Regions from separate parts of the Homo sapiens genome. Here region 2 is linked to region 1. A link is a loop called in an ENCODE intact Hi-C map of the cell type or tissue named here. Cell type or tissue: ovary. All regions are shown on one strand. Each heading gives the region's core, and the rest is flanking DNA. Links, peaks and the distances in the headings are about the cores only. Region 1 overlaps LINC00924 (long intergenic non-protein coding RNA 924). Region 2 has its middle 3.1 kb from the start of LETR1.

Region 1 (5,391 bases), core at 213-5,212:
CCTCAGCCTCCCAAAGTACTGGGATTATAGGCGTGAGCCACCGCATCTGGCCAATATGCACTATTAAGTGTCACCGACTTAGAAAAATTATCTAAAAACCAACTGAAAGCTTTTTGCTACCATTGGACAAAAGTGCTATTATATTGAAAAGTAAGAAAATAAAAGTAAAAGATAGATTATAAAATAGTTGTTCCTTAATAGTCTTCTTTATCTAACTAACTAAATTCCTCAAACATATTGAAGAGCTCAATTATACCAGGAATCCCTTCTTGTAGTTTTCTATTTAGCAGTTTTTCGCTTTTTAAAACTGCATTGACAATCCAAAGGGAACTTTCCTTTAGGATGGCGCCCTCCAATAAAACACAGAAAGTTCTTTATAATTCTCACTTTTTAAGAAAAACTATTCTAAAACCCTGTATAAATTTTGCATGTGTGTTTGGACCTGTTGATCAGGAGGCAATAGAGAATAGTGGTTAAGAAAATGGGCTCTGAAATTAGATTACATAAGTTCAAATCACAGTCTGTCACTCCCTGGCAGTATGATTTGGGGAAATTATTATAGCACTATGCCTCAGCTTTCTCATCTGCATAAAAAAGACAATAACCTTATAGATTTCTTGCCAAGAATACAGGGGTCAGTATAGGTAAAGTTCATAGACTATCACTTGCTCGATGTTAAGTCCTCAAAGCATTAGGTAGCTATTACTTTGAGTATACAAAATCCAGAACACCAACTCATCCATGCTGATGCTTTGATTTTCCAAGAAAATGGAATATAGTCCCACAGAGATTCAATTAACCCTCCATTTTCATATTTACTAATGTATTTGGACCCTGCAGAAAGATACAGTCTTAAGCTTCAGCTGTAATGAGAATCTCACTTAAACCAAAATTTTGTATTAAATGAATTTGCCTTAAAAAAGTCTCTTTTTTTGGGATCAACATTCAATCTGAAACACTAAAAATAGTCTATAGGCAAAAACCACATTATTGATTTATTAATAGCTGTACTGATACAATAGTCATGAGGCTTAATGTCTGATTGGGGACCTATTTATAGACATCTTAATTTGTTGAAAACAATGTCTAGCTATTTCGTTCTAACAAATAACATTAGCAACACACGCAGTTATGAAGAAAGAAATGATATTGCTAATTAATACGACTTGAGCAGTGAGAAAACTAAGACATTAATGCCAAAGAAAATCAAAGTTGATGACTTGGATTCATTGCCCATATGCATCATGTCACTTGAATAGTTGCCAAGCCTGTGTCTTACTTTGACTTTATAGTATCAGCCCACTAGCCTTTTATCTTGCTTACCCTCTCTACACATCAGGTTTCTTACTTGTAGAGGCAGTATAATACGCCTTCTTTATTCACCCTACAGTTGAGGACTGAAGGAGAAAGCGTAAAACACTTATTAAAAGAAAACGATACTTTTTACAGTCAGACTGGTGGGAAAATCAGTACAATTAATAAAACAGTGATGTTAGGAAAGAGTGACTACTGTCTGCTTTATTGCCTATTCATACGTACGCCTACATTTGTTCAACAAAAGTTGTTTGAACGCCAAAGACATGGAGGTTCAGAGCCTAAGTTGGCCCCAGCTGCCTAGCCCCACCCTTCCCTCTCCCTCTGGGTGTCTGTAAGTGGTTTAACCTCTCTGTGCTTCAGATTCTTTGTTTGCAATATTGCGATAACAATAGCAGCCAGTTATGTACTAAAGGAGATAAATAGTACCTACTTATGTATTAAGTAAGATCATACATATAAAGTGCTTACAATAGCACCTAATAAACACTCCATTATGGTTTCACTATTATTTGCTTTCCAAGTGCACAATATAATGCTGATCAATTCAGAAGACAAGACCCTGACCTCATGAGCTGATCAGAAAATCGGCCTCATCTTAGATCAGAAAATTCAGATAAACATATAGGCAATTTTTATAGGGTGGGATATTAAAAAATGACATCCCAACTCTCATTGAAGGAATGAGATGGAGGTAGAAAAGACTTCCTTGTGGAAGTGATAGCTAAGCTGAAAAATTAAAGATGAAGTCAGAAGGTAGAAAAGGTGGCTATAAACCTGAGGTGTTTAATGAAACCCCCTGCTATAAATGAATGGCCTACAGCTGCACTTCCCGATATGGTGGCCACAGCCACATACAGCTATGGAGGGCTTGAAACGTACCTAATGCATGAGAGGAACTAAATTATGTTCGTTCATTTTAATTTTTTTTTCAAATTTAAATTTAAATAGCCACACGAGCCTAGTGGCTAAAGCACTGGGCAACTCAGCTCTAGACAGAGGGAAAAACACATGCAAAGGTCTAGAGATAAGAGAATTCTTCTATTCTGAAGACCTGATATTTTGAAAAACAGTAGATTCTTGAAGGATGTGACTTCTGGAAATCAGCAGAGGCGATGCATGGTTTACTGCAAAGTTCACGCATTCACTGAAGCTATGGAAAACCACTGAATGATAATAAGAAGGAGAGTGATACAATCAGTTTTGAAATTTAGTAAGATCTCTCCAGCCATAGTTATAATAGTAGCTAGAATTAGTAACACTTTATAGTTTACACACTTTTTGGATAACCTGACCTCTCTTAATATTCAAATCCCCTGTATGAGGTAAGTCTATACTTCCTTTTCTATATCTTATTCATTGTGTCTCCAATCAGCAGCCTATGCTCTTGCCCATATCCCTTAGAAGACAGACCTGATAAAAGGAAAACATTTGCATGATATCAGTGCGCAGACTCATTCATTCCGATGTTCATAAATTAATCTGGAAAACAGCAGCAGTTACTTCCAAAGAAATGTTTAAGAATCATTTTCCTCAGTGTGACCTGACTGTAAAAGTACAAATGCATTCAGTCGTGGTCCCATGGGCCGTCCCCCACTCCCAGCACATTAGTTAACTCCTCTTGCTGTTGCCGGCGAGAGCCTGAGCTGCTCCGTGCGCACAGAGTGATGAGGGATGAGCCTGCCTCACCCGGGTTCCTGCGGACTTCCCCTCACTCCCACATCTGTATCCCTCCTTGCCTCGCAGACAAGTTGAAAAGAGAACCCGGACTAGGCAGGGGTATCCACTGCAATATGCTGACGGTCTGGCTGCTGACCTGAATCTCCATGTCAGGTCTGAGTAGATAAAAGGTGGCATTTTTGTAAGTGGGGATGAGGAAGGAGCACGGCCACTCTGCCCTGGAGTCAGCGCTTCTTACCAACACGTGCACTCACCTGCAACATTAACCCAGCGATTCTCTTAGTAAGAAATTTTCAAAAACAAAAATATGCTAACGTTTGATTTGATTACATCAAGTTATTTTTTCTCTCTTTTTAAAAGGAAGATTATTAATAAAATCACACTTCCTTAAAAGAAAAAAAAAACAGGGACTGTCAATGCTGCACTAATTTGATTACACACTGGCACTGTAAGACACTAATGTAAATATTCTGGTGAGTAGGCATAAGACGCTTGAAGTAATTACTTAAGGACTCCCTTTCAAACAATCGCTCCCTTTTTTTATTAAATGCCTTTTAACATTAGCACTTTCTTCCTGACAAATTAAATGAAATTTCATTACTCTCCCTGACTTAATGGCATTAGGCTCCCGCCTAGGTGTGAGTTAACCCTCCCAGGACAGCTGACAACGGCTCCCACACTCCGTCAAAATGGCACTGTCCTAACTCACAAGAGAAAAGAAGCCTGGAAGAATCCTTTGTGTTTTTACCAGAGCTTCCGGAATCCTTCATTTCTTTGATGTTTTTTCAGCTGTGATCCTTGCAAAAATCTAAGAAACCAGTGGTATTGTTGTTTTCCAGTGTTCTTGAGTTCACCGCCAAAAAAAAAAAAAAAAAAAAAAGAAAGAGTATCTTTCACTGAGACTCTAATAGTGACAACAAGGATAACAATAACGGCAAACAGTTATACAGTACTTCTTAAATATCTTCTAAGCAATTTAGCTCTTTTAACTCATTTAAACCCCAACAAAACACTATAAGGTAAATACTGTTAATTCCTACTCTCAAAATAAGGAAATTAAAGTACAACATGGTTGAGCAATTTACCCAAGGTCACATAGTTAAAAAGCAACAGAGCTAGGATTCAACCCAATCAGCCAGCTATTGTCAGACACTTTTATACATATAATTATTGAATCTTCAGCCCTGGATTGACATAGACTTATTTCCATATTCCTTTTTACATTTGTGCAAATCAAGATTCGGACATGTTAAACGACAAGTTCTAGATCATGCAGTTTGTGCCACCCAGGAACTTGTCACCAGCCATGTCTTCTTGACAAATGAGCTTCGAAATTAAGTTTCCAAAGGATGGTCTCTGAAAAATGGTGTTTCTATACCCCCTTCATTACACTTATTAAGAAAAAAAGCTAATGACTTACTTTTAAAAGAAAAAAAAGGAAATAGAGATTACTGTAAGATTGAATTTATTTCTAATACTTTAGGAATTAAATTATAAAGTGACAAGAAAAATTACAGAATAATTGCTCAGGAACTGTGGGTCTGAGGTCCTCGTCCTACAAATCTCAGTATGAACTAAAAACAAATATGTGCTAATTTTTGTTAAGAGAACAGTTGAGAAAACCTTCACAAAGTGAACACTGCAAGAGTCGTTCTGTTTTTAGATAGAACTTGTGCCTGGGAGTATGCCAGAGAGACACTCCCAAGATACGTGTAACACTGATAAGAATGGCATGAGTGAGTTCCCTAAATTGTGTCCCTGGCATTTTTTATTTAGCTATCTTTTTTGGGATACATGGTCATATTTTCTACCCACCAAGTTTTACCTCTAATATTTTTAAAGTCTACTAATTTTTTTTCTTGTTTAGACCTAACTTTCTTTCTTACTCTTATTTTGGACTTAATTTTATTCCATCTTCCAGGGTTACAATACATTTAGAGGTCTGAACAACACAGAAGCATAATGAGAGAACATTCTATCTGGTCAACTTTGAATTTCTGCAGACAGGGCCAACTTTTAATGAGAATACATTTTTATTTTACTTCCCTTCTCTCTATCTGACCCAGTGATACTTCTCTTTGGCTGAAATTGTTTTCTCTACATAATCCTTTTTCCTGTCTGTGTCACCAGTAGCTGGGACTTCCCGATGTCATGTTCCATCTTACCAAAAGGGTGTCCTTTCTAAGACCTCAGGCCATGTGGAAGAAAAATAATCAGCTCAAAGTTCAGAAGACAAATGTTACAAGGGGGAATTTTTTTTCTCCCCTTGGTTGTTCTTAAACATATGTAGCTTTAAGGATCAGTATGTCAGTGTTTTGAAAGAAGCAAAGACTGAATTTATTTTGGTGGAGCTATCAGATTCTGAGGAGCTGGACCATTTGTTTTCCTCTTGTGAGG
Region 2 (5,391 bases), core at 95-5,094, 140 kb before region 1:
GAAAAAAATAGAAGGATGTGCCCGATATATATATATATATCTATATATATATATATAGCACATTAGGATATGCAACATTTTCATAATTTATCTAGCTTTTACTTGTTTAAAAGTCATGAGCAATTTGAATATGTTTTGTTTGCCCTTGCAAAAGGATGACGGTGCATTGTTTTAGGCAATTCTATTTAAGAAGTGTCCTTTTTAACACTGGTTAGGTTGAGAGTGAGGGTCGAAGCAGGCAGACGGTTAGCAGGAGAGAATAAGTCGTGAACCACCATAGAAATGGGGCTGATAGAGAGCTATTGTGTCATCCGGGCTCTTCTTTGGCGACTGAAAGACAGACAGGTCCATTCACTGCAAGCATTCCTCCTGCGCAAACCGCCACGCTGAAGGTAAAGCATCTCCTGTCGAGGAGGCAGTCAGTCCTGCAGGTGCTGATTCATTTACTTCTGAGAGTAAAATAGTTTAGAAAAAACCAGATTTTTTTTTCTAGGAGGAAAATGATTTTCTGCTTAATTGTGCTTTTGAATTACACCATCTTCCTCTGCCATGTCCACTACCACCACGAAGAAAGTGAAAGCCATGTTTAAAATAGTAATAAATGAGATGGAAACATATCACCAAGGTATATTTTATATAACTGATTGAAAAGCGAGTGGGTGGAAAGAGAGAGCTTAAGTACAAGTGTTTCTCTTTCAAATACCATATGAACAGAACAGTAACTTTAGAAAAAAGAAATGGGAAAAGGAAACATAATAATCCCATCAGGCTAACAGGGACAGCATATACCAAAAAAATGCCCATGTAAATTAAATGTATGCATGCTTCTTACTAGAATTGTTTATATGTATGCTTACATACTTATAAAAGAGTACATTTGAATTGTGGGATTATGTAGTGATTCACACAGCATTATGTCGAAGGGACTTTTTAATATTATTAGAGAATATCCATATTAACCAATTTTAATAACTGCATAATCTTTCATTAATTGTATATATGGTTTGCTCAACTATTTTCCTGATGTTGGATATTTAGGTTGCTTTTGGATTTCACTAGAGTAAATAACACAGTAAGGAACATCTTGAGGCAACATTTCCATGTTTTAAATTATTAATTTCAAAGAAATTTATTGAAGTGGAATAAATGGGCCATACATTAGGAACATTTTCGTAGTTTTTTTACAATCATTTTCAAGCTAACTTACAAAAAAAAGTATTGTACCGCCCCATCCTGCCAGCAGGAAAATCTTGTATTACATTTTTTTCAGCTTTGTTGAAGAAAAATTGACAAATAAAAATTGTATATATTCAAGGTACACAATGTGACGTTTTGATATATGTCTACATTGTGAAATGTATCACATTTTAAAAAAAAGTATGCTCCATGTTATTGAGACTATTTGGAAAAGTATTTGGTAATGTAGCAGGTGGGAATTATTTTTTGATATTCATTTTCTTTAGTTATTAATGAAGTCCTTTTGTTTCTTTAAAAATTTCTTTCCTCTCTTTTGGATTTTGGTTTCTGTTCAATCATTGAAATAGCTCTGAAGTTGGTATATAAAAATAAAATATAGCATTTTTACAAATCACTCTTTCATAGTGTTAATTTTGAACTAGGTTGATAACCCTGGTTAAAATGGTTACAGCAAAAAAATTCTTCACAAATTGAGCAAAGGTGCAGTTTGAAATGACTGATAGAATTCAGGTTTCCAACAAACCTCTGCTTTCCTTCCATGGTGGCACATAAAATGATATTATCCTCTGTGAAATTACCCCAGAAACTTAAGGTACCTGATAGCAAATCGTATTCTCTCATTAAGACATAGAATCGTTGATCCTTGCACTAGCTTTCTTCCTAGTCTGAAGATGTATGCTGTTCTCTTAGGCTGTGATGTGGTCCTTCAAAAATGCCTTTTTGCGTTCCGGCACCTTCCACAAGTGCACCAGTGCCCAGTAAATAAAGTAGCAGCCCATGTCCCTTTTAGCAAAAGCTATATATCTGTTCAGACTTGTAATTTGCTCCGTTTATATCCTTTGCCCTTGAACTCTGGTTATTAACGCAATGTTTCTCCAAATGATGCCATATAACTCTGCTCCAAGCACATTCACGGTGACACCACGCAAACATTCTGAGGGCCAGGGCCGGGTGAGGAAGGGAAAAAATGACGGCTGAATTGTGGAAGTTGCAGTGCATTACTCAAAATGGAAGGGCTGTAAAACTATGACTGTTAATATTCAAATTGCGACAAGGCCAGGGCCAGACTTTGACTGCAAATATTCTGAGGTCTGCTTGGAAAGCAATTTAGCAAAGTAGCTTTGATTAAAAAAGAAACAACCAGAACACTTCTCCCAAGAAATGAACTAAAAACCTATCAAAGGATTTGAGACAGGTGTCCTAATTATACATCTTAAGAAATTATTTGTAGTGGGTTTGGAAAGGAGGTTTGTTCGGTTATAAAATGTAGATTGTATGTGTAGGAGAAATATAGACCAAATTCCTTTGTGAAAACTATAATGAAATATACCAATTTTTGCATCATATATATTGTATAAGACAACTGGGCATTGACTGGGTTTACTACTGTTTTCATTTTTTAAATAAAAATTTGCTAATTAATATTGTGTAAAATCTTGGACAGGGAGTGGGACTAGTCTCCCTTTAGAATATCTGGGAAGGGAATGCACTGATTAACCAAATTAATAATTTAGGTAAGATCGCAGAGGCTCTGCACAACCTACTTTGCAACGGAAATTGTTCTTCTACATTTTAGAAAAGGGCATTTGCAAAAGAGCTTCTTTCCTTTGAAATGAAAAAGTCATACATTTAAAATAATATGGCCAAGAAAGAGCTCGTGCACATTAGCCTATTTCAAAATGGTGTATTTGTTTCAAAATAATGTTTTTTAAAAAGGTAATTCTCTCAAACATCTTTATTTTCATAGACTCACTTTGAAGTGACTTCAGGTCACAAGTTTTGTGTTTTTTTTTTTGCATTTTACTTTGAAGCAAAATGTTCGTGGCCATGGGATTTAATCTATACACCTCCTTCCCCAAATCCTAGGCTATGCATAATGCAGTTCATGCAAAAATGTTGATGGGAAGGAGAAAATAATATACCATCCGATACCGAATTTCATGCTGAAATGTAAGCTACTGTGAAACTTCTAGGCACATGTCTGTATTCTTAGTACTCTGACTGTGTGCCTTTAAAGAGAAGTAAAGAAAAGAAACACTAATAACTATTTCAGTTGACTATACTGTTATTTTTTCCCAGACACAACATGATTGGGGTACATTTGCATGTGCAAACACACTTATATGAGTATTGCCAATAGAAAATAAATAAGCCATAGGTGCCCTAGAACACCAAACACACTCTTCTTAAAGTGATAGCTGTTCCCATGTAAGTATTATTTCCAGAGGAAAATGAATGCTAGGCTTCAAGTAGGTTGTAGTAAGAATACTTTGGAAAACAGTCTTTTCATGAATATAGAGCTACCTATTTTCTTCCTATTCTCTCTTTAATCAACTGCACCCAAATTAAAGGAGGTGTTTCACCTTTGATCAATGAGATTGGTCTAGTGACCTTAATTTGAAGACACTTTTTGGCCAATGAAATAAAAATGTAGATGAAACATTTTTTTAAATTCTAAGAATTCTAGGATCTCATACTTACTAGATAAGCAGACTTGACAGACACCTTGATGACGTCGCTCATCTCTGAATGCTCACAAGCTGAGCATCTGATGAGTTCCCAAAATCTACTTATTGAATTAAATGCATTAATGGATGCAAGTGAATGTTTATCGTTGTACACCATTTTGTTGAAATATAACACAATGCTGGGTTGTACAATATTAAGTGATTTTAATTAAAGTAATTCTTGTGTTATGGTTTCTTATATCCAAAACCACAAAATGTTTATTTTTATAAACTTCATTCATAAACTTATGACCCCATTGTGCTAGTAAAACAAAGTTTGGAGAACCTGGCTCCTACATTCTCTCCCGTTGTCATGGCTAAATAATTGCTGAAATGCACATAAAAGGGGAACATCACACTCTGGGGACTGTTGTGGGGTGGGGGGAGGGGGGAGGGATAGCGTTGGGAGATATACCTAATGCTAGATGACGAGTTAGTGGGTGCAGCGCACCAGCGTGGCACATGTATACATATGTAACTAACCTGCACAATGTGCACATGTACCCTAAAACTTAAAGTATAATAATAAAAGAAAAAATAAATAAATAAAATAATTTTTAAAATAGGAAAAAAAAAGAATAAAACTGTGTATGGTGTTAGATGTCTATTTTCTACAATTGAGAAGGGAAGTTATATATTATTTAGTAGAGAACATGTGTTTTGTTTGTGATAGAATAAGAGCATTGCTTATTACAAATCGTGAACAGTTTGAACTTTGATGACTGCAGATTAAACTGGATTTTCTATCTCGGTCTCCTAAATAAAGTACCTTTACATATGTTGCGGATTATATGTGGCATAATTATATCAATTATAGTTTCTAACATTTAGCTCCAAAATATAGCAAAACATATTCTTTCACTCACCCATTTCCCTTTTCCTTTTTTTTTTTTTTTTGACAGAGTCTTGCTCTGTCATCCAGGCCAGAGTGCAATGGTGCAATCTTGGCTCACTGCCACCTCCGCCTCCTGGGTTCAAGCGATTCTCCCACGTCAGCCTCCTGACTAGCTGGGATTACAGGCGCACACCACCATGCCCAGCTAATTTTTTGTATTTTTAATAGAGATGGGGTTTCCCAATGTTGGCCAGGCTGGTCTCGAACTCCTAATTTCAAGTGATCTGCCTGCCTCAGCTTTCCAAAGTGCTGGGAAGCCACCGTCCCCAGCCCCATTTTCTTTTTCCCAAAGGCAACTACTTCCAACATTTCTATTGTATTCTTTCAGAATTCACTTCCCTATCGATATGGAACCTGCTGGTCTTCCTCCCATTCTTCTTCTTAGCATTATTTTAGTTTTAGAAATCATCTCTTGACTTTCTACTAAAGATGAAGACTTGTCTCTCTATACTATTCACAGCCCCATTTATACCCACGTTCTTATTTTCTGAAGACAGTTATATTGCAATTTTTGTTAAATTAGTATTCAGTGTGTATTATCACTAATAAATCTTCCTGAGGGCTGTGCTAGGGAGTAAACAGTTATTTATTGACTTATTTTGCTAAATTTCAGTTGTGGTGTTAACAGTTGATTTGTTTTTAGTCCCTTCCCCCTACCTTTTACTATCTTTAGGTAGTTGCCCCTAAGCCATCGTTACACTCTCGGTCAATCTCTCAATTCCCTCCCAAGATATTTTCATACATCAGTTACTTCATGAAGATTTTCTAGGAAAAATCCTTCCAGAGCTTTCC

The links. Hi-C counts contacts between places; a loop is a spot of excess contacts. Peaks named below come from ENCODE experiments on the same cell type or tissue, not always from the same donor. Only the 100,000 strongest peaks of a DNase experiment are listed, where the experiment ranks them.
Region 2: it touches region 1 in a loop (2.8-fold over the local background); 7 of 110 quality-filtered maps call a loop at or near these places.

Annotation. Positions count from the first base shown.
Region 1 is chr15:95,466,042-95,471,432 of GRCh38, forward strand. All of the region lies in intron 3 of LINC00924 (long intergenic non-protein coding RNA 924), which reads left to right. All of the region lies in intron 1 of LOC105370993 (a long non-coding RNA gene), which reads right to left. Among named protein-coding and RNA genes, the nearest start is that of LINC00924, 36 kb to the left of the region's middle. In ovary, for the core only: no CTCF peak of the experiment used is centred there; a DNase peak (open chromatin) is centred at 2,970; H3K4me3 peaks cover 716 bases; H3K27ac peaks cover 3,165 bases.
Region 2 is chr15:95,327,518-95,332,908 of GRCh38, forward strand. No RefSeq gene overlaps it. Among named protein-coding and RNA genes, the nearest start is that of LETR1, 3.1 kb to the left of the region's middle. In ovary, for the core only: a CTCF peak has its summit at 1,245; DNase peaks (open chromatin) are centred at 354 and 2,134; H3K4me3 peaks cover 2,931 bases; H3K27ac peaks cover 3,927 bases.